Regions from separate parts of the Mus musculus genome. Here regions 2 and 3 are each linked to region 1. Evidence: chromatin loops called from intact Hi-C (ENCODE). Cell type or tissue: heart. All regions are shown on one strand.

Region 1 (8,000 bases):
ATCTGGTTGCCACTGTACCTGGTCAGCCCGGCACAGAATGCCCTCCTGGTTAGGGGGCTTAGCTAAGGTCAGTACATTCAGCATTACATATGCAGTTTCAGTGACCGTAAAATAATAGGGCCAGGAAGGTCGTTCAATTGGTGTTTGTCTAGCAGACACCAACCAGATTTTGGTGGGCACACAGGATGAATAGGAGTTCAAGCGCCTCCTTGACTACACAGAGAGTTTAAGGCCAGCCTGAGATAGATGAGGCTCTGCCTCAAAACGAACAAAATAAATAACAATATGCCTTTGCCTGCTGTGGTTCCTCTGTCCGGTCCCGCATACCTTGTCTTAGCCACTTAAGAGCATAAGCGCTGCTCCAGATTACAGTCCCTCCATTGCCATTTCTGTTTTCTTCGTTTTGTTCTCTTACTTGCTTGGACCCCACCCAGTAGGTTAGAGTGGCTGGCCTGTGAGCCCCAGGGATCTACCTGGTTTTGCCTCCACAACACTGGAATTATGATTATGAAGTTCTTTTTTTTTAAAAAAAGATTTATTTATTATATATAAGTACACTGTAGCTGTTTTCAGACATACCAGAAGAGGGCATCAGATTTCATTACAGATGGTTGTGAGACACCATGTGGTTGCTGGGATTTGAACTCAGGACCTCTGGAAGAGCAGTCTCTGTTCTTAACCACTGAGCCATCTCTCTAGCCTGGTTCTTGTTTTTTAAAAACACATTTTTTGGGGGGATTGAATTTACAAGGCTACCCCATTACCATATCCCCTTTTGTTGGAGACAACATTTTGGTTTCCAGTAAAGAGGGTTCAGTTATCATGGCTGGAAAGGCTGGTTGTGGGAGTAGTGGGAGTGCAAAGCTGCTAACATCTGGGTAGATCAGAGAGCAGAGAAAGTCTGCCCACATTCCCTAACTCATATACTTCTTGTCTGACTACATCTGCGTTTCCTTTTGTGCCTTGAAAAGGAAACCCAGTAGCTGTCACAGTGCTGGGCGCCTAAAGGTGTCAAAGTTAACCACAAGGTTTCTCCCTGGCTTGCTCCCTCCCTCCCTCCCTTCCTCTCTTTCTTTCTTTCTTTTCCGACACTGGAATTGAACTTAGGGACTCAAATATCCTAGACAAATACTCTATCACCATACTATATTCTGTCCCTCCTCCACTTTGTGGTGATGGTGCTGGGAATCAAACCCATGGCCTGGAAGAAACTAGGTGAATGCTCTACCATTGAGCTATATCCCCCAAGCCCTCTAATCATTATGTATTGATCACCAATTCAATGCAAAGGCTATCATAACTCAAAGGCAGATAAAGCAAGGATGTAAGGGTGGTGGACCAGGTCAGACAAGTCCTGCAGCTCTCTAAGCTGTGTTTTTCTCACCCTTTACAACATATAATTAGGATCAAATGGGGTGGAAGGAGAACGCACTCTAGCCACAGATGGCAAACGATAAATGGCTCTAACAGATGAAACGCGTTGTAAGATGACTGCCAACCTTCCAGACACTTTTCAGATTGCCAGGTAGAAAAGGTAGCCACATGAAAAGGCAAAACCAATCAGGCTGGGTAGCACATGCCAACAGTCGAAGCTACTTTTGAGGAGGCGGGAAACCATTTGACCAAAAAAAGTGAAAGTTGGTATCAAGATGTTGAGGCAGGAGGATCTCTGTGAGTTTGAGGCCAGCCTGAACTACACGAGACCAGGAAGAACAACAGTCACCTTGGAAGAGCATAGACATAGGGGTAATACGTGATCTTGGTTTTAAAGATGAGAGGAAACTTGCCAGGTACAAAAGGAAAGTTTATTTACAAGCACACTGGGTATCTTGACTTGTCTACGGATCAGGCATGTTAAAGAAGTGGTGGGAAGGGCTGGGTACTTAAATCTCAGATCTTGTGGGAGGGAGGCAGATGGTACCACCTTCTTTCTTTGGCCAGCATGTAGGGAACAATAGAGTGCTTGCCTAGAGTACTGCTTACTTTTATGTCAGCTTGGCACAGCTAGAGTCATCAGAGAGGAGGGAGTCTCAAGTGAGAAAGGCTTCAAGAAGCAGTGTATACAGTGCCCACAGTCCATGTGAAGGATCCACCTGGGGGGAGATATGCAAGAACTCCTAGATGCTTCGCCACTGACTCTACAGACCACCTACCTACATGGGATGGGAGGAGGGAGAGGGTGTGCTGGCCATTGTGGCCTTTCACTCCAAAGTGCCGGTGCTGTACCTGCTGACAGAGTTCATGGTCCCGACTACCAAGATGTCCTCGGAGTGCCGCAGGAATGTCAGGTGGGCAGAACACAGCAGCCTTAATAGAGTGAGAAGTCCAGGGAGAGAGCCGGGCAGCCTCTGCCTGTAGCCAATGATGGTTCTTTCCATCCAGGTGTGGGCATAGAAGACTGAACCACGGGGCATGTTCTGTTCAAGGCCAGCAAGCCAGGTACCTCCTGTGTCCACAGGAAAGCCTGTGTCCTAGCAGAGCCGCAGGCTTTCTATGGGAGTAAAAAGCCAAGACACCTGACCAGTGCCTGTTATGAGCTCTTTATAAGCCATATTCAAAAACCTTTTGTTTTGCAGGATAGCTTCATTTGTCATTTAATATTAAAAACGAAAGTGTCTGCATTGAGAAAAGAAAATTAAAGGCTGTAGATGAGTCAGGTGTGGTGGCACAGCCCTGAAAACCCAATACTGAGGAGGTAGAACCAAGAGGTTCAGGAGTTCAAGGCCAGCCTCAGCTATAGAATACTTACAAAGCTAGTTTACTCTACCTGAGACCTGGTCTCAAGAATTAAACCAACAAGAATGCCGTTAATCCAAGTGCTTCCTTACCAGACACCGGCAGAGCCTGGCCTCACAGCGTCTCTTACCTAAGCTATGGATGGCTACAGCCTCCTCTCTGATTGCTTCATTTACGAAGCATTTAGGAGAAAGCATTTTGGATGCTTGTGCAAGCTTGTAATCCCAGATGTTCAGGAGGCTGATCTGAGTCAAGAGGATGGCGAGTACAGGACCCGCCTGACTGCAGAGCTGAATTTAAGGCTAGCTGGGGCAACTTAGCAAGACCTTGTTTCAAAAGGAAAGGAAAGGGGTAGGGCTGCTCAGTGGTCAAAGTTGAGAGGAGAAAAAAAAAAAAAGAGGGGGAGCAAGTTGGTAGAATGCTTGCCTGGCATGCACAAAGCCCCTGGGTCCCCATCCTAGCCCGGCCTAACACCAAGCACCATGGCGTACATCTGCAATCTCAGCACTCAGGAAGCAGAAAGGAGGGGGGTCAGAAGTTCAAGCACATCCTTGCCTACGCAGCCAACTGGAAGCCAGCCTGGACTCCATGACCCCATGGCAAAGAGACGGAAAAGAAGGAAGAGAGAGAGGGGGGAGGGGGAGGGAAAGGAGACATTTAGAGCCAGGCGTTGTAGAACATACCTGTAAGTCTATACTTCTAAACTGAAGGCAGGAGGATTGAGAAACCGTGGTCAGCCTGGGCTAGAGTGAGAACTCAAAAAGAGGAAGAAAAAAAGCAAGTCTTTCATCCCAGGAAAGGTGGGCACTAAGTGGAGGCAAGGAGGCAGGAGGCAGCTTCCATAAACATACAGAGAGAGCCTTTCTCTTTCCTCTCCAAGCCCACTAACGAGGAGGGGAGCCGTTTCCAACTCCCAAGGCACTTGGTTACAAATCTGATTCTGCTCTACAAGTGGATATTCAAAAAGCTGCTTGTTCAACCATCGCCAGGCTTTATTTATTCAACCTCCTTAAAGCTTGTGTAAGCTCCTTGGAGAGCTGTGTCAAGCTGGTAAATTGGAAAATACATGAAAAAAAAATGGACTTTCAATAGGCCAGCTTTTCTCTCAAATTCGTTTTACCCAGACTGTGGTGGTGGTGGTGGTGGGGGGGAGGCAGTTATTAGGAGAATGGAGGGGAAGAAGGCCTTGAGGAAAGAGGAGGTGAGGAGAGAAGAGGTGAGGAGGAAGGGGAGAAGCCCTTGGGTCATTTTCTCCTTCTGCCTTCCTGGCTACCCTTGTTAATCAGCTACTGCCCTCTAGTGCTTGCTGTTTAGGTCACATGTGAAGTCCAAAGTGTGTGTGTGTTCAGTGTATGTATGTGCCAGATTGTATGTATACATATACACATATAGGTACCTGTGCGGGGCCAGAGGGGATGGATGTTCGATCACCTGGAACTAGAGTTACAGATGGTTACAGCTGTAGGCTGCCGGCAGCTGAACCCCAGGCCTGTGTAAGAACAGCAAGTGCTCCGAACTGCTGAGTCAGCTCTCCATTTTTACCTTTAAAAACCACGTTTAGGGCCTTAGGAAAATAGCTCAGTCAGGAAAAGGCTGAGATCAGATCCCAGCAGCCACTTAAAAAGCAGGTGTGATGGTGCATTCTGGAATCCTAGCACCGGGGAGGTGAGACAGGGGGATTCCTGGAGCTCACTGGCCAGTTAGTCTTGACAAACGGTAAGCTCCATATTCAGCAAGAGCTTGGATTAAACAAAATAAATAAGGCGTAAAGCAGAGTGGTGGTGGCGCACACCTTCAATCTCAGCACTCAGGAGACAGAGGCAGGGGGATCTCTGTGAGTTCCATGTCAGCCTGGTCTACGAAGCTAGTTCTAGGACACACACACACACACCAAACCTGTCTTGAAAAAGAAGCTAAATAAATAAATATATAGGTGAATCGTAGAGGAAATGACCTGTGTTAGTATCTTGACTGTCAACGTGACACACCTAGAAAGACTGTCTCCTCCATGATATTGACCTCTGTCTGATGGATGAAGGAGGGGGACCCAGCTCACTGTGGACAGTACATCTCTACACAGATGAACCTGGGCTATATAAGAAAGGAGCAAGCCCATCCGCAGGGGTTCTCGTGATTTCTGCTTCAGTCCCTGCTTTAGTTGCTGCCCCGTTTCCCTCATTGGTGAGGTTTGACCAGGAAATGTTGCTTGGTCATGGTATTCTTCACAAGAACAGTGTCAAACTAGACACCACCTGACACTGACCTCTGGTCTCTACATACGTGTGCAAACACAAATATGTACTAACCTGTTTATATCTGGATGGTTCTACCATTCTTGTATAGCCAATAAGCACATTGAAATCCAGAGATGAGAGGTCCAACGGACCCAGATGGTCTTCTCCACTCTTAGTTACCCTAACCCCACTTGTCTGGCAAAATCTCTTCCTTATCAACATTTCCCCAAAATTGCAGAACGCAACCAATAAAAAGTATAGTATACTAATCAAAATGCTACATATTACTTCTGATATCATTCCCAGTGAACCTGTAATTGATGGTTGTTCAAGTTTAGATAGTCATAAGTAATGTCAGAAATTTTTAGACTTGGTACAATTTTAGAAAATGTTAGCACTTTTTAAAAAAAAGTTAGGCCTAATCCTAAATCCCTTGTTTGGCTGTGTATAAGAACTAATTAACTAGCCAGTCACGGGGTGGGGGAGGGGAGCACATACTTGTAATCCCAGATCTTGGATGGCAGAGGCAGGAAGATCAGGAATTCAAGACCACCCTTGGCTCCGTGGAGAGTTTGAGGCCGGTCTAGGCTACGTGAGGCATTGTCTTAAACAAATAAATAACAAAAAACCGTCGTCTCCATGGTGGACTAACACTCTGCTAAGATCCTCCCTAAGGAACTTCTTTGGTCATTGGTGGGAAGAGAGGTCGTAGGTTTTCAGCATGGGGTGCCTGCTTCCCCACTCCCTCACTTTGCTGATGGGAAGAAATTGAAAGCTATCCAGCTGGCTGTGCCGCCAGAACAAGAGATTTATTCAAATATTTAATTGGAGGAAGATACATCTGGAATGAATTTTATTGGAATTCATATAAAATAAAAAAATAAAAATAAAAGAGGACCCATTAAAACTCGTATCAAACAGTTGCCATTATCTGGAATGGGGAATAGTAATGAATCAGAGCTCAGATGTCCTAAACCAACAAGCTGTCTTGATCTAAAGCCAGATACTACGTTTCTAGTTTATATTTAAGTATACTTAACATTCTAGTTAGGAATTATTTTCAGCTACTATGTTACAGACAGATCACTCAGTAACTTAACTTAGTTTCTTTTAACCCTTCTTCTCTTCCTCTTTAAAAAAAAAAGCCAAACAGACAAACAGAAAGTGGTTGGACTGAGGGATGGCTCAGAAGGAGATGGCTTGCCTAGCATGCAGAGGACCCTGACCTGTATGTAGTATTGGGAAAAAAAAAATTAAAAAAAATTTTTTTAATTAAAAATCCAGACATGGTAGTGAAAATCTGCAATCCCTGAACTCAGGAGGCAGAGGCAGGAAGATCAGGAGTTCAAAACCAGCCTGGGCTACCTGAGCCTGTTTCGAAAAGGAAAAGGAAGAGGAGGGAGAGGAGGGAGAGGAGGGGGAGGGGGAGGGGGAGGGAAGTAGGGCTATTCTTCAAGATACAGTTCCTGCTGAGACCGGCTGGGCAGAAGGGACACAGGTGCGATTGGCAATGAGTTCTTACATGAACTAAGAGATACCGAACTTGTCTTTAGATGTCAACATAGATCCCGTTGATCAAGTAGTCAAGTCTTGAATACCGTTTCCTACGGAGGGCTTCAACCAGCATCCTACCCAAGAGGACGAGACCTATTACCAGAAACAAAACACCACAAAGGAGGGTCCCAATGAGAAGCCACTTCTCAAATGAAAGGCCATGCTGGCTTTTTGGACCCTTGTTCAGCGATGCGCTGCCTACACTGACCCTCCTGTCCTCCCAGGAAGCAGTCTTGTTTGTAATGGAAGACTCTGAGGTTGAGCTTTTCCCGTGCCTCGGGTCTGAAGTCAGCGTAGAGCCTCCTTGAAAGGGCATTGTTTCTAAGATGCCTTTGGAGTCTGTATGTGCCTGAAAGGTGTTAGTCAAAGCTGCCTGATGTGTAACCACGGGTGTAAAACTTGTAGACCCTGGGACTCCTGGGAGCTTCGAGGTCACGGTGGTGACAGGTGATGCTGTGGTGGCCTCCTTCTGCTTCAAAGTCTTAGCTGTCACTGAAATGCTGGTCAACAGAAGCTCAGGCTTCAGGGTGGCAGAGACGTTACGGAGGGGAGCCACAGCTACAGTGGTAGGTGGAGTCGGCACAGTTTTAGGGAGCAGATGAGCCATTTTTAGTTCTGAGGGAAGCTGTAAACTCTGAGAATGGCTTTTTTCTTCAGGGAGCTGCATGCTTGTTTCATCAGCCTTGATGTGTTTGCGCAAGTGCAGGGGGGCTGTGGACTTCAGAGAAGATCTGTCACTCCAAGACAGGCCGGTGGGCTTTGGGTAACCTGCTGGGGTACGAAACCCAGGGGTGGCTCCTGGTGACGAATGGTCAAGTAAGAGAAACTCTCCTTGTGTTAACTGTTGGAGTGATGAATTAGCGCTGGTCAGCGGAAAATCTGAAAGTATAAAGAAAATCAGAAGAAGAGTTAAAATGTCCATGGTGTGTATGTATATAGTACAAATGTTTGCTATGTCCCCAGACTCGATACCTGATGCACGTGCTGGTGAGTTGGTTGTTGTTGTTTTGTCAATTTATAGAAATCACAGTCACCTGGGAGGGGGAGCCTCAGCTGAGAAAACGCCTCCATCAGATTGGCCTGTAGACAAGTCTTTCAAGGCGTTTTCTTGGTTAACGATTGATATGGGCAGACTTGGCCCACTGTGGGTGGTGCCACCTCTGGGCAGATGGTCTTGGGTTGTATGAAAAAGCAAGCTGAACCAGCCATGGAAAGCAAGCCAGCTTTCCTCCAGAATGTCTGCACCGGTGCCTGCCTCTAGGTTTCTGCTTTGACTTCTTCCCTCGGTGATGGACTGTGATCAGAATATATAAGCCAAATAAACCTCTTTCTCCCCAGAGTGCTTTTGGTCAGTGTTTTATCACAGAAATAGAAAACAAGCTAAGAAAAGGGTGTGTGTGTGTGTGTGTGTGTGTGTGTGTGTGTGTGTGTGTGTGTGTGTGTGTGTGGAGAGATAGCTCAGCAGTTAAGAGCACT
Region 2 (8,000 bases), 140 kb before region 1:
TGGTAAAGTTTTATCTCATGGGCTGGAGAGATAAACTAGTGGTTAAGAGCACTGGCTGCTGCTCTTCGAGAGGACCGAGGTCTGATTCCCAGCACCCACATGGCAGCCCAGTCATCTGTAACTCTAGTCCCAGGGAATCCTCCACAGGTACCAGGCACAGATGTGGTGCAGAGACATGCATTCAAGCAAAAACGTTTTTTTGTTTTTTTTTTAAACTATGTCTCAAAACAGTAGAAAAGACAGAATGCGAAGTTTCTTGTCTTATCAGCAAAAGGAGGCTCATATAAATGTAAAAAGTACAAGACAACTACAGAACAAAACTTCCTTCAACAAGGCTAAGATTGATCCAAATTCTTTTTCATATATGCAACTTAATTATCATATATGTAACTTAACAGTAAATTCATATTCTGAATCCACAGAAAATTCTAGAAACTGAAAATGGAAATGGCAGATGGGCTGCTCAGGAGGAGCAGGCAGGCAGGATACCTCAAGTTTGCAGCCCATGTGGGTAACCCAGTTAGACTTTCAGGGGTCGGGAGGAGATATGAGTTATAAAAAAACAGGGAAATCAATACAACATAAATTTTGTTCAGTTTCAATAAATAAGGTGAAAAACTTTGTTACTGTGCTAAAAATTTGTTTGTTTTGGGTGTTTGTTTTATTTGGTTTTGTCTGTATGTGTCTGTACACGCATGTATGCTTTTTTAAAGAGAGGGTTTCTGTGTGTGCCTTGGAGGTCTTGGAACTTGCTCTGCCACCTCCGCCTGGCTGTGAAGTGTATTTTAAACGACTAGACTGGTTAAAGCCTCCAACACTGCCAGGTGCTGGAGAGACAACTCTCATAAAATTTTGACAGGGTCTTTAGACTAATGTGAATTGTGGAGAGAATCTATGTATATATGTCTGTATGTTACTGTCTGTATTATATGGAAATTCCACCACTACTTTTAGGTCACAGAGTAATGTTCACAAGATCCATGTAGCACTGTGGAGGTTGGTTGCTTTTGGTTTTTGTTTTGCTTTGTTTTTTTGCTTTTTTTTTTTGAAATGGGGTATTGGTATTAGGCCAGGCAGGCCTCAAAATCAGTATCTTCCTGCTTTAGTTTCCAAGAGGAATTAGAGCCTTCATCACAATTGCCTTACTTATTCTTGAATGGAACTGATAAGCAGCATGCAGACATGTTACAATGTATTTTTCCAGGAAAGATGATCACAAATAATGCTCAGTGAATACAAGGGTAGTATTTATATAAGACATAACATCTAAAAGGGAAACTATCCAATCAAAGGTTATCTCCTTTAAATGTTGATAATTATTGGCAAAATGTTCCACACTAAAGGTTCTGCTGTTTCTACTGGATTTGGGTTATGGAGCTAGGACTCAGCCCAGCCCGTCAGGCAAGTGCTCGCGCCTGCGCTCAGCTCCACTCTGAGGAGAGTGTGTTATTTCCGCCATCCTGACAAGCGCTGCATACAATAAACCTTAACATACTTTTGCCACTTTGACAAAAATAAACAGTGCATTTCAATCTTATTTTCCTGGTCACTAGCGAGGCCATCATGATTTATGATAGAAGAGGTAACTGATTACAAGCAGAGGACCATAAAAGTAAAACGTTAACAGTGTGAGAATGTACGTGATGCCTTTGTGAAGGGTGAGTACCAACTTGAGCCAAGTAGGAGCACAGCCAGCTCTTCCTTGGTTGAGAATACTCTCCAGACTTAACAAGAGACACGAGGAGTCACAAGTCAGATGTCTGCATATGTAAAATTTGTTTGTGAATGTTTACACATGCAAACTTTTATATAGAAAAATGAGTTGAGAGACCAGTCACAGGCTAGAGTTCAGAGAAGACAAGAGTGTAAAAGTCGAGGAGAAGAATTAGGAAAAGATACATGATTTTCAGATCAATAAAACTAGTGAGTAATTAGGGAACAAAGGAAGTAATTAAAGATCTCCTTAACTAACATGATGCTAAATATATCTAATGATAAAATTATAATCATGTATAAAAATAACATGGGAAGAATACAAATTCACAGCACTGAAACCATTTTAAAACTCAAATTAAAATACAGAGACACTTCTGGGTACCTGAGAGATCACTGCTTTCAATTCGCCGGAGATCTGAGTCAGCCCAGAAGAGCTTGCCCAGCTTGCTATCAAGAGCCAAAGCAATTGGTTTACTTAAGCCACTGAAAAAGAGGACCTCTCGTTCTGTACCATCCAATGCAGCCCGTTCAATTTTAGGAGATCTTTCCTGAAGATTGGTAAAATACATATACCTAAAGATAATAGGAGAAAATAAAAAATTGCTGAAGAATCAGAGAAGTTGAGACTAGTCTTGGTAAGATAAACACAGAAAGTACAGCTGATTGGCAGAACCACTGCCTAACACGAGCAAGGCCTTACAAAACACAAACACAAATTTAAAAAGATAAATGGAGGTAAAATACTTTTAAATCTATTTAAAAATGTCCAGCCATGTGGAAACAAACAAAAATTATATATAATTGAGTAAACCTGATATTTCAATGTCTGTTTATATTTTATAGTTGTTAAGTATCTCTATCTCCTCAGGGGTGTACTTTTTACAGTGAGCATACTCAAGCTCTTTCTGTAGCGCTCTGGGGCATGCACTCTGCAGTCAGTCAGTCTCCCAGGCAACAGTGTGCTGGAGCGTCTCACTGCTAAGCACAACTAAGAGGAGCTACCAGTTAACCTTTCTCCAGGTTCTCCTGCCCCGCCCCACCCCGCCTATCTTTTTAAAAAGGTCAAGATAATATACTCCTTTTAATAATAGTAACAAAGGGTACCAAGAAGTTTTCAGAAAATTACATTTTATAGATTAAAAAAAAATAAATCAACGGCCAGAGATATCTAGGTACAAAATTATAAATTATTCCTCTAATTCACCTTTTTAATAACTAAAAATGAGACATACAGATAAATCTTTTATAGAGTCCATCCCTTTTCTGTAACTCTAAGAGTGATTGAGCCTTTTCCCTACTAACATCCCAGGCATCTATTCAGATGTAACTGAGCATTGAATTGTTCATCAAATGCAAAGCTCTATTAAATGAAAGAAGACATATCAGAAAATGCAGGAGGAGGGACAAGGGTGGGAAACACTGAGTGGAGTTGTTTGCTGGTGTGAGGACCACTAAAAGAGAAACGAAGGGTGAGGAGGCATCAGAGGCAGTCTCAGGCTGTGGCTTTGGAACATACCCTTTCTCGGGGTTTACCACAATGGCTCGAGGTCTGTCTTGCTCGCCTTTTAGAACCACTCCAACTGATCGTCCATCTAATCTCGTCACATCAATGACATTGGTAGCTTCACAGGTCCAGTAGATGTAACGGCTATAAATATCAATGCTGAGATCATAGGGCTGTATTTCAAGGTTCTGATTTGCGACTGAGTTTGCAACTACATTAAAACCCTAAAGAAAAGAAAGAAACACATAACTCAGACTCCACACCAGACAACCACAAGACAATACACACAATTCTTAATTCGTGTGAGCATACATCAGAAGGGTATCTGGTCTTTAAAAAAGGGTTTGTATGAGTGATGTATTTGCTTATCAAATGCATTTCAGGGCTACTTTAACCTGGAGCAGAAGAGGGTGGTGGGGACAACACAGAGAGGTCCAAGAATCTGATGATGCCTTGATCAGAGAGGAGAACAGCTTTCTTCCAGAGTGATAAACAATGGAAGCTCCAATCACAAACTAGAAATACATCCAGAGCAGTGGTCCCCATCCAAGGGTGATGCTGCACCCACAGGACGCCACAGATGTGGGAATATCCACAGATATTTTGATATCAAGATGTGGAAATCCTACTGGCAACTACTAGGTGAAAGCCAGGAATGCTGCTAAACACCCTGCAGTCTGTGGAGACGCACCCTAGGCCTCCACACCCTCACACACAGACACGCTGCTCTGCAGCTGGGACTTTCCACACTTTAGCTTCCTGCATGCTGGGACTACTGTCCTATATGGGGAAACAGGAATTATTAAAAAAAAAAAAAGATTTATTTATTTATTTCATGTATGTGGGTATACTGGTGCTGTCTTCAGACACACCAGAAGGTGGCATCAGATCCCATTACAGATGGTTGTGAGCCACCATGTAGTTGCTGGGATTTGAACTCAGAACCTCTGGGAGAGCAGACAGTGCTCTTAACTGCTGAGCCATCTCTCCAGCCCAATAGCAATTATTATTATATTACTATTATTAATGTAATATTTTCTTACAAAGTCAACCAAAAGCACATTTTTCTATATAGTCGGTCCAAATAAATTTTATTTCATTTACTAGGATTCTGAGTTAATACAACTTCAAAAAGATCTTTCAAAAAGATATCTAATTTATTTGCCGTGTCTTTGGCTGTGTAATTTCTATCTACCAGTTACTGGCCACTAGCACTGGCCTATGAGAATAAGGTACAGATGGAGTACAAGGTATGAGCACGCTGCTAACACTGCTAAATGATCCTCAGCACCCTATACATGACATCCTCCTTGTTCTTCACCGTAAGGTACTTGAGTAATCTCATTTCCCTATATTTTAACACACTCAAAATGTAAAGTGCTTGCTGTAAAGAAGACAGCCAACGGCTGCTGTCATTTGAAGCTTACACTGGCTGAGCCCAGAGACGAAGGAAGTGTAAATAGTACTGAAATCCATGCCTCGTACATAGGCATGTACTGATGATATCATCATGAGACTGATAATATCATTATTCTCATTCTGCAGTCCCCAAATAGTTACCAAGAAATACTGGATCAAACTGTTGGAGTTTTTATTTTTTGCTAAGATTATGTTTTTTACTCAATGAGTCTTTTAAGTAAAAGGTAATTAGTGATATAATTATATCTGTACAACCCCTATCATTAACAGGTAGAGGCTTTATGCCTTGCATTATGTTCAATCAAAAAAGTTAACTGAGATTTCTAATGAGTGACAGAGCTGGGATCGGAACTAAGACCTACTTGATTTCAAGACCTGTACTTCTGCACAGACCAGGATAATGGAAAGATAGCAAGAGTAGATGTAACCAGTGGTCAAAGTCACTAACGACCTCTTTTCCCTGATAAAATGTCCAACCCAGCGCCACCATCATCATGTCTCTAGGGTACAGTTAACTTGAGAAGTTAAAAATAAAAAGTATGATCTCTGCACTTCCATCTCCCCTGTACACAAATGAAGCAGTGGGGACGGTTGAAGCAATTCTAGTCAGCAATGAACTCTGGATTAAGCCCGAGTTACCTGGCCACCATCTTCATGTGCCTTTCGTATGGAGTTTTGTCGAGAGTCAATCCAGTAGAGCTGCTTGTCCAAAGGGTCATAGTCAATGGCCCGGACGTTCCGAAGGCTGTGGATAGGAAGGATGATGTCAGGGCTCTGTTGTTCATCAATCACCATGCGGTTGATGGCGCTCTTCTGACTGAAGAGCAGGAAGGTGGTGGGAGCTTTAAAAAGAAAAGAGCAAATCTAAAACACAGTGAGGGACTGGGGCTTCATCAGCCGCGAGGTTTGGCGAGGCGGTTACTGTATCTCCAACTGGAAGGGCTTGGTAAAGCTAAGGGAAGAAGGCTTTGGCACGCGTCCAGAACCGTCCTTCAAAGGGAGAACACTCAGCACTCGGCTTATCAAGCTGTTGTAACTGTTCCCCGCCCTGTCCCTCCGCCTGCTTCTTCTTCCTGCTTTCTCTGATGGTGCTGATGGTGCTGTGCTGCCCAGAGCGGTTCTGTTGGTTTACCTCTAAATCCCACCCACACCTCCGGGACCATTCCCCAGCCTCTGTGTGGCTTCCCTTGACCTCCTCCGCGCCCAGGCAGATGAGATTCTCCCAGTCTGATTCCCACGCTCACTCTGTGTCTCTTTAGTCACTCTACTCCTTTCCAGTTGGCCTTTACCTAACTATTTTCAGTTACATAGTTATTACTAGACCTTTGGCTCCATTGTAAGTGACTGATATGTCTTCTCTCATTTAATAGAGCTTTGCATCTGATGAACAATTCAATGCTCAGTTACATCTGAATAGATGCCTGGGATGTTAGCAGGGAAAAGGCTCAATCACTCTTAGAGTTACAGAAAAGGGATGGACTCTATAAAAGATTTATCTGTATGTCTCATTTTTAGTTATTAAAAAGGTGAATTAGAGGAATAAGTTACAATTTTGTACCTAGATCTCTCTGGCCATTGATTTTTTTTTTTTACCTCTAAGATTTATTTATTTTATATATTTGAGTATAGTATTACAGTCTTCAGACACACCAGAAGATGGCATGAATCCCATTAAAGATGGCTTTGAGGCACCATGTGGTTGCTGGGATTTGAACTCAGGACATCTGGAAGAGCAGTCAGTGCTCTTAACTGCTGAGCCATCTCTCCAACCCCCTGGCCATTGGTTTTCAATCATCTAGCCTGTTTTTTTGTCTTACAAAAATACCAAAGATCTTATTTTTAATTAATCATTTAATAATAACATAAAAGGTTATAGATTTTATTTGCTTTGCAGGGAGAAGAAGGAAAAAGTGATAAACAAAAAAACAACTAATAATAGATTGGAACGTAGCTCAGTGAGAGAAGACTTGCCTAGCCTGCATGAGGCCCTGGGTTCAAGTCCCTATAGACACTTTAACACTTATCATGTATAATCTTGAAAGCAAGCATTAAGGTCAGCTGTAGTGCCTCTAATCCTAGTACTCTGGAGACTAAGGCAGAAGAGTCACTGCAAACGCAAGACTTAGATAGGGTGAAGCTGTCTAAAACCAAGAACCCCCACCCCAAACAAAACAAAACAAAACAAAAATAGGGGCTGGAAAAAAACAGCTTAGTGGTTAAGAGTGCCTGCTGCTCTTGTAGAGGATGTAAGCTTAATTCCCAGTACTCACATGGCAGATCACAAGTGGCTTTAATCCCAAACCAAGGAGACCTAACATTTCTTAGTGGCCTCCATGGGTACCAGGTATATACATGGCACAAATACATACGTGCAGGCAAACATTCATACACGTAAAACAAAACTTTAAAAAAAAAACACAAAACACAAAACAACAATAAGTATAACTTCACTAAAAAAACGTTGTGTTTCTATGGTAAGATGATACCATTCATGAAATGAGAAGGTGTGCCCAAGACAACACTTCCGTATCCCAGGGACTGAGCCTCTCGTTACTCTGGAGTCATCTCCAGTTCAGGATAACATCTGAGAAGTAGAGAAACGAGGCCAACAGTGATTTTATGGTCAGCCTGTGTTATGTGATGAGAGCCTATCTTCAAAACACAAACAAATGGCATTTGAGAGTGTTACCAGCAACAGGAATACCTAAAAGTACTTTTTAAACCTTAATATAGCCCCTCCCCACTACTGATAAAGATAGTTTGTCAGTACCAATTCTTTAATTTGCTATATATTTCCCTATGTTTATCATTAAATTTAATTTAAGGGGCTGGAGAGACAGCTCACTGGTTAAGAGCTCTTGTTGGTACAAGATTCAATTCCCAGCACCCACATGGTAGCTAACAGCCTTCTGTAACTGTAATTTTCGGGGATCCAGTGAGCACCAGGCATACATGTGACAGACATACTTACAGGCTGGCCAACAGAGCAATGAGAAGAAATTGTAATAATATACTGTAATTTAATTGCCACTATTTGCACTAGGGAAACTACTAAGGAGAATTAGCACCACCCACCTGAACACAGGAGAGCTGACTACCATAAGAGATGGCCACAGAGCGCAGCACAGAAAGAATGCAAGTGCTAGGCAAGAACGGTTTGTATCGTGGGTAGGACTGAAATGGATTGCACTGCGCTACTTAGGACCACATGCAATTTAAAACTTACGAATAATTTCTGGAATTTTCAGTTTATTATTTCCAGATGGAGGCTGACTACAGGTAATGGAAACCACAAAAAATGACGGTGGGGGCAGAGGGCTGCTGTAGTCTATACACAGAGATGTGATGAGACTTTATTTTC
Region 3 (8,000 bases), 650 kb before region 1:
ACAAAGTCCTTTACCGTTCTTCAGAAATGAAAGATTCCAATCTTCAAAATTTTTACCAACTACTTATTCAACATAGGGCCAATATCCAAAATGCATAAAGAACACACACACACGAAAAAAAAACTAGATATCAAAGTAACATATAGGCTACACAGCCAGGGCATGGAGCAAGCTGAAGATGATAAGACCTCCTGCCTAGGGCCATGTGATTCAGGGAAGGAGTCTGAGGGGAAACAGTCCCCCTTCCCAATTTGGTTTGTAGTGCCATGCAGCCAGGCAGGAAGAGATCTGAGAAGTCCCCCACCTGTGGCCATCCAGCTCTGGTGGGGAGTGAGCCCAAAACGACCATCAGTCTGGCTCCACAGGGTCCTGGACATGTAACTAGCCTGAGAATACCACCAGTCTGGCACCCCGCAGGCCAGAGAAGGCAGATAACACCTGAGATGACCCTGCCAGGTTGCCACACTGCACAGGTAAGACACTCCTTACACTGCCCTAGACACCCAGAGACCAGAGTTACCACTAAAAGAGGTAAGTAAGTGGTGGAGAAACAGAAGAAAAGAAGAAACAGAAGGATGTGGGCACAGTGAGGAGAGGCAGAACTGAAGAGTAGTAAGAAACAGCCTGGTGTGAGTAGCAGGTGATATCATCTAAGGCCATGGTAAAGTCCTGGCCTGTGCTACCACTAAGGACCATGTCTGGATCCCTGACCCTTCAGCAGCAGTGGTTTGTTACCACCAAAGGCAAAGTGGATATCCTTGGTCTTGGCCACCACCCAGGGTCATGCTGATATCTGAGAGCTATGCAGAACTGGACCCACTCATTGCCTGAGCATTCTGGGAGAGCTGGTCCTGAGGGCTTGAAAGCAGAAGAGCTGGCCCCAACCCTTGCTAGCTGCAGTACTCAGGAGAGCACAGGAACATTGCTAAGAAGCACAGAAGAGCTAACCTTAGTTGCAGGGGACATGGGTGAGCCAACTGGAGGGTGTGAGCATGGGAGAGCTGGCCCAGTGCTCTGCCTACTCAGCACTCCAGAGAGCAGGACCTGCCCCTATCCTGGGCAGCATAGTAGAGCTGGTCCTGTGGTATGGGAGTGTTGAGCCAGCCCCAAGTACATGAGAGTGGGAGAGCTGTTTCTGCCCCTTGCTGGCTGCAGAATTAGATGAGCTAGCCAGAACAGTGCTGGAGGGTTCGGTGTGGTGTGGTATGGTAGATATGGTGTGATGTGAGAGAGCTGGTGGGCTGACCAGCTCAGATACCTTCCAGGCCCAGATCCAGGGCTTTGAACTGGCTCACCCCAACATCTACCCCATTGATGAACTACTGGAACATGTGAAAGAGCCTAGAGATTCAAAACTACAGTATTTCCATGACACAGGGCAACAACACGATCTCCAAGAGGAGTCCCAGTGAGATTCCAGTATTGATAGTGTAGCAGAAGCCAGAGGTCTTGAACCAGACCAGTGACAGGAAGTTATCTGATGTGGGTGCTAAAAATCAAACTGGGGTACCCTGGAAGATTAGCGAAGAATGCTATCAATTGAGCCATCTCTCTAAGCCCCTCCCAATTCTTATCCTCCCCACTTCTAGGCTTTCTCATTCCCATGCTTTAGTGTGTCTTCTGTCCCAAAGAACACAAGACACCATAACTTCACATGAGATACTTTAGTGTATGAGTTGGAGCCCTCATGGAAGTATGTCGAATTTTACCAAGTTCTACAAGGACTTTTTCCATGGGATACTTCATCCTGAGAATGCTGTAAAGAAGAGGGGCGTGGCTAGCCGGACTGAGTTACATCCCAGAGGACTACAAGTATGGGGAGATCCAGGCTGTGTTGGCAGTGACCATCACCAACAGAATAACAAGAACTAGAAAAAGGAGAAGAAGAATTGGAGTCTGAGAGATGATCAGAGTGACAAGGGAGCTGAGTGGGTTGGTGGACTGTTTATCAAACAAAAGAAAAAGAACCAAGAAACAGAGGGTCAAAGAGGGAACTCAGCTGCTGACTTAAGATTGTGCATTCTGAACCAGGCGGTGGTGGCGCACGCCTTTAATCCCAGCACTCGGGAGGCAGAAGCAGGCGGATTTCTGAGTTCGAGGCCAGCCTGGTCTACAAAGTGAGTTCCAGGACAGCCAGGGCTACACAGAGAAACCCTGTCTCAAAAAACAACAACAACAACAACAAACAAACAAACAAACAAACAAAATTGTGCTTTCTGCCCTTCCTACAGTTGAGTGCAGACTGCGCACAGGATATGTCCTTAAATTTTCAGGCAATAAGGATAAGCCTGGAGTTCTTAAAGATTTTCAGGAGACACTAAACATGAATAAATATGTGCATGTTTTTAACATTTTATGTATATTTATGTCATGTGCATGAGTGTTCATCTGTATGTATGTATGTATGTATGTATGTGTGTGTGTGTGTATGTATGTGTGTATGTATGTATGTATGTATGTATGTATGTATGTATTATGTATGTATGATGTGTGTGTGATGCCTGCAGAGGACAGAAGATGGTGCCACATACTCTGCAAGTAAAGTTACAAGTAGTTGTGAGACAGCATGTAAGTGCTGAGACACAAACCTAGGTCTTCTGCAAGAGCAACAAGTGCTCTTCACCATAAAGCCACCTCTCTAGCCCTACAGATAGATAGATAGATAGATAGATAGATAGATAGATAGATAGATAGATAGATAGATAGATACATACATACATACATACATACATACATACATACATACAGTATATATACATACATATTTATACATAGATAGATAGATAGATAGATAGATAGATAGATAGATAGACAGATAGATGATAGATAGGTAGATAGATAGATAGATAGATAGATAGATAGATAGATAGATACATATATACAGTATATATACATACATATATACATACATATTGATAGATAGATAGATAGATAGATAGATAGATAGAGAGAGAGAGAGAGAGAGAGAGAGAGAGAGATGATAGAATAGATACATACATATATACATAAATACAAATACATACATATTTATACATACATACATTTTTCCACAAACTCTTTGGTGGTAATAAATAGGAATATCACTACCTAAAGCATTTGTTTGAGGGCTGGTGCAAAGCCTAGCCGTTAAGACTGCATACTGCTCCTACAGAGGACTGAATTCTATTTCTGCACTAAAGTCAGGTGCTTGTATCTCTATCTCCAGGGGCTACCCTCCTCTGGCCTCCATGAGTGTCTTCATCACATATACATGCCCACATAGACACATGTTATATTTAAAAATAAAATAAATCTTTTAAATTATTTTACTTGCATTTTGGTTTCCTAAGAGACAGTCTTGTTATATAGCCTAGGCTGGTCTCAAACTTGCAATCCACCTGCCTCAGGCACATTAGTGCTGGCACTCAGCCAACAAGGGACTGGAAATATTTCTAGAAGGATGTTTAGTATTCCATCAATTAATCTTATCTCTTAAGTCCAAAATGACTTTTGGTGTGACAACACTCGATGGGAGACAGTTTCCTCCGAAGTTATACATCTGGTTAATACAACTAGTATACATTTGGTTAATCCTTTCTACATAAAACATTAACAATGTCTGGGGAGCTCTTGGCTTGAAGGAGGAGAGAATGAGGCATCCGAGTCAGCAGCGGACTTCGGGTGACTGGTCCATCTCCTCCTGTGACTAAACCATCCCGTGATGTATTTGACCTACTTGGAGACTTGATGATGCAGAGCCAATGAGCCATCGAATGCCGAATCCTGTGTGTCCCAACTTCCACACAGCATTTTAAAGCACCCCAGTTGACCATGAGAAGGTCTTAACTCCTCTCCACCTCCATGACATGGTTGCCTTTCAGAAGTAAGAGAGGGTTCAAACTTGGTTGGGAGTGCCCGCTGCAAAGGCCTCTGACTCTCGCTTGCATTAGGCAATCCAGGCACACACCTCTACTGTCCTGGCAAGAAATTCTAACTCCCACCAGAATGGAAAGAAGCCAAAGCAAGTCAAAACTTTCTTCAAACAGAAGCTCACTAGGAAAACTCTAGGGGAGGGAGAGGAACAGAGTGGCTGCCCTGGCACACAGGGCAGTGACTCATTGAGAAACAACTGCTCCTGCTGCAAGAGTTGTGTTGGAGCCCCAGGGATTTGGGTGGAGGTGACGAGAGCTGTGCTTAAGAGAATATGGACACATGTACTGAAACACTACACTGCGCCCTATAAATATACTGTGGTTATTATGTGCAATTATTAGGAATTAATTTAAAAATTGTTAAATGTTTAAGGTGCAAACATTAGCTACACTGATCTGGTCATTTTGCCTTATATAAAGAAACGTGTACAGTTAAAATAAGAACCAACCGTAAAATGATCTAAAATTCACATGTAAAAATGGAAGAAAAAAATTGCAATGGTCCAGCAAGCAATAGTAGACTCCCTCCAACTTCCTCTTAGAAACTCTGGGTATCTGAAAGTCGTAGCAAAGGATATGCCCAGTAGGTGGCAGCAGGAGATAACTGAACTGAGAGCATACCCCACTTTGACCGATTTCACTTAGTTATTAACACATATGGTGGATTCATTTACTGACTGATTGAATGATCAATGAATGAAGAACTAACTCATCTAAGCTAGAAAACGTCATCATTTGAAATGTTAATATTCTTTTCGTATCCCATCAGTAGCATTGCCGTTTTATTGAGTTTTAGTTAGAAACTGTAGATTGTGTATGTGTTCATATATTGTGAGCATACCTCTCAGGCCTCCCACCCTACTTTTCTTAACCCCTCTTCCCTCTGTTAGTCCCTCTTGCTCCCCTAGGCAGTTTCACTTCTACTTACCTGTCATACACGCATGATTTTATTTTTAAACTGTGTCTCACAATGTAGCCCTGGCTGTCCTAGAACTCACAATGTAGACCAGGCTGGCCTTGAACTCACAGAGATAAGTCTCCCTCTGCCTCCCAAATGCAGGGATTAAAGTTGTGCAACACCACATTCAAATAAATGATGTTTTATTGATAGGTCTATATACAATCTAGGAAGGACAAATGAGAAGAAGTGATATTTGTTTTTTCTAGAATTGATTTAATTCACTTATTATGGTCATCTCTCCTTGCATCTATTTTGCTCTAAAGAACATAACTCCGTTCCTTTCTGTGGCTGAAAAACAAAACAAAACAAAACCCACTACAGCTCCAGGGACCCAATATTTTCAGGAGGTCTTAGGTTAAAGTCACTCACATGTGTATGTGCACACATCCATGCAGGCACTAGCAAACATAATTTTTTTCAAATTCATCTATATGAATTTGAAATATATTTATTACATATAAATTATATGTATAATAATTTATTTTATATATGTATATCACATTCTTTATCCATTCCTCTGTTGATACACCCCTAGATTGGTTCTAGAACTTGGCTGTTGCGAGCATTGATGGGCAAGTGTCCCTGTGATGGAGCTCTTCAGGTAAACGTCACGAGTGCGTGGTACAGCTGGGTCATCCTGTATCTAATTTTAGCTTTTTGAGAAACTGCCGCTCTGACTTCCACAGTAGCAGGCCTAATTACAATTTCACCAGCAGTGTCTAGATACATCTTGTACGGAGCTGATATTAGTAATACACGAACCAAACACACACAACAATAACCAATAGAAAATCATAGGCTAACTCCCTGATGAACATAGATATATTTCGTTTTAATAAAATACTTGCAAGACAAACTGAAGCTCATCCCAAGATCACTCACGGTGATCAAGTTGGCTTTATTCCAAAAGAACAGCGGTTGACCTAGTGTCAAAGAAATTCCCGCTGGCGGGGGATGAGGGCTTCCTCTTCTCAACATCTTCACCAGCACTTTTCTTACTTATTTTCTTAAGGACTGACTGCCGTTCTGACAGGAGAAAGATAAACTCTCAATTTAGCTTTGAATTTGACTTGTTCGTTTTGTGTTGCAGTACCGAGAACTGAATTTAGGGCCTTACACACTGGGCCAGTGTTCTACCTCTGACCTTTATCTCCAGTCCTCAAAAACAAACAAACAAAAAAGTTTTCACTTTTATTTTGAGACAAGGTTTTCCGTTTCCCAGGCTGCCCTTGAATTTATAATTCCCCGAAGGAGCATATATTTCGGGCTGATTTCAGTGAAGATTGGTTAAAGTCTTTCTATTTTAGAGACTTTCAGAAGTTTATTAGATTCAGATAACACTGACAACACACACGCATGCTAATTTAAAAAGAGAATTGAAGACTGACCATAGTTACAGTAACAGCTGAAATACAGGGTTTTAAAGAAGTCAGTATTCACCAGGAAGGCATTTTGCATTTGGAAATAAACAATTGATCTTTGGGTAATTTTAATTGTTTGAGCTGATTGAAATTTAAAACCAGTTTATTTCAGCCAGAAGTGATGGCCTTTGATCCCAGGACATGAGAGGCAACCCTGGTACTCAGTTTCAGGCCAGCTAGCGTGCGTGACTCCTCTCAAACAAACACGAAACAGCTCATTTGACCGGTTCTCCTGGAAAAAGTTCTAGTATAATAGTACGTGTTTGTTTGTTTGCTTGCTTATACTCTTTACTTAATAATAATTAAGATGATAAAAAAAAAAGAAGAGACAAAATGAGCCAGGATGTTAGTGAGGCCCTGGGTTGCACTAATGACTTTTTATTGTGTTTGAGATGGTCAGAGTCCTCATGCCTTGCTTATCCGAGCACACAGAATGCCACATACAAGCCTTCTGTTTGACTTGTCAGAATGAGAGGGGGTCAACTCTTCCTACTCACGCCTGGCAAGGTCTCTGCTAATGAAATAACAACAGTTGGCAATGCTCAGTTGATGCACGAGTGGCAATTTGTGTAGAATATGGGTTCTTTGAGGGCAGCAGCGTTGTCTTATTTCCAGCACCACACCCAATGTCTGACATATATTAAGGGCTCAATAAATATTTACTGCATATGTAGAAACTATCAAGACGTATCTCGGCGAACAATCGTACTTGAATCAGAGCCACATTCTCAGGAGAAGAATAGGAGCCGAGATCATGGGAGCTCATAAGAATGGGACCAGAATCAAAGAAATTAGCATCCTCTAGAGCTGGTGACACCCTTCATTGTCATGCTTATCTGAGGAACTCCTGTTCTCACCCTGTTCAACTCCAGCATGCTAACCATACTGTGACTACACTTAACTGTGTACTGAAGGAAGGCAACTCCCTGACCAAACATTCCAACAAATTTCAAATTTATCATTAGCCTCCCTAATGCTGGAGGACCACTATATCTTTAACATCAGTTTCTTTAAAAAAAAAAAAGAAGAAGAACTATTTATTTTTATTTAAGTATATTATGCATGTATGTATTATGTATGTCCAATTACCTAGATATATATCACATGTATTCAGGTTCCATGGAGGTCAGAAGAGGGTATCAGATCCCCTGAAACTGGAGTTACAGTTGTAACCCATGAGCCACCAGATGTGGGAACAGGTCCTCTGCAAGCCCAGGATGTACTCTTATAGACTGTATCATTTCTCCAGCCCCCAAGAGGGAACTGTATTTTTTAAATGATTGCCCTAGGCCAATGAGGTAGCTTAGCTCTTAAAAAGATTTGCCGTGCAAACCTGACATTCTGAGTTCAATCCTAGGAATCCATGACAAAAGGAAAGAACCAACTCCCAAAAGTTGCTCTCTGACCTACACACATGCACCATGGTACACATGTACCTGCATGCACACTGATTAAATAGCAACACAATAATAATGATACCACTACCAATAGTAAGATTATTATTTTAAATTGTGTCTGTGTGTGTGTGTGTGTGTCTGTGTGTGTGTGTGTGTGTGTGTGTGTGTGTGTGTGTGTGTGTGTGTGTGTGTAGGTAGGTAGGTTGGTTGCTGTGAGAACAGTTGCCCCACAGAGGTCAGAGGAGTTGGACTCTCCTGAAGCTGGAGTTACCGGTAGCTGTGAACCACCTCATGTGATTACTGGGAATTG

The links. Peaks named below come from ENCODE experiments on the same cell type or tissue, not always from the same donor. Only the 100,000 strongest peaks of a DNase experiment are listed, where the experiment ranks them.
Region 2: a loop joins it to region 1, with 4 times the contacts of the local background. A loop is called at or near these places in 9 of 42 quality-filtered maps.
Region 3: a loop joins it to region 1, with 2.1 times the contacts of the local background. A loop is called at or near these places in 18 of 42 quality-filtered maps.

Annotation. Positions count from the first base shown.
Region 1 is chr6:134,603,449-134,611,448 of GRCm38, forward strand. It overlaps Mansc1 (MANSC domain containing 1), which reads right to left. Exons shown (of 4, transcript NM_026345.4): 4 at 5,759-7,403. The coding sequence ends at 6,520. Gm38910 (a long non-coding RNA gene) reads right to left here and starts at 4,555. Exons shown (of 2, transcript XR_869496.1): 1 at 2,227-4,555; 2 at 1,784-2,093. In heart, CTCF peaks have their summits at 560 (motif pointing right) and 4,052 (motif pointing left); DNase peaks (open chromatin) are centred at 3,233 and 4,073; H3K27me3 peaks cover 636 bases.
Region 2 is chr6:134,465,411-134,473,410 of GRCm38, forward strand. Lrp6 (low density lipoprotein receptor-related protein 6) reads right to left here. Exons shown (of 23, transcript NM_008514.4): 13 at 5,279-5,481; 14 at 3,233-3,444; 15 at 2,099-2,289. Among named protein-coding and RNA genes, the nearest start is that of Gm52921, 18 kb to the left of the region's middle. In heart, a CTCF peak has its summit at 4,080 (motif pointing right); a DNase peak (open chromatin) is centred at 5,641; H3K4me3 peaks cover 653 bases; H3K27ac peaks cover 566 bases.
Region 3 is chr6:133,956,389-133,964,388 of GRCm38, forward strand. No RefSeq gene overlaps it. Among named protein-coding and RNA genes, the nearest start is that of Gm46977, 75 kb to the right of the region's middle. In heart, a CTCF peak has its summit at 4,505 (motif pointing right); a DNase peak (open chromatin) is centred at 4,493.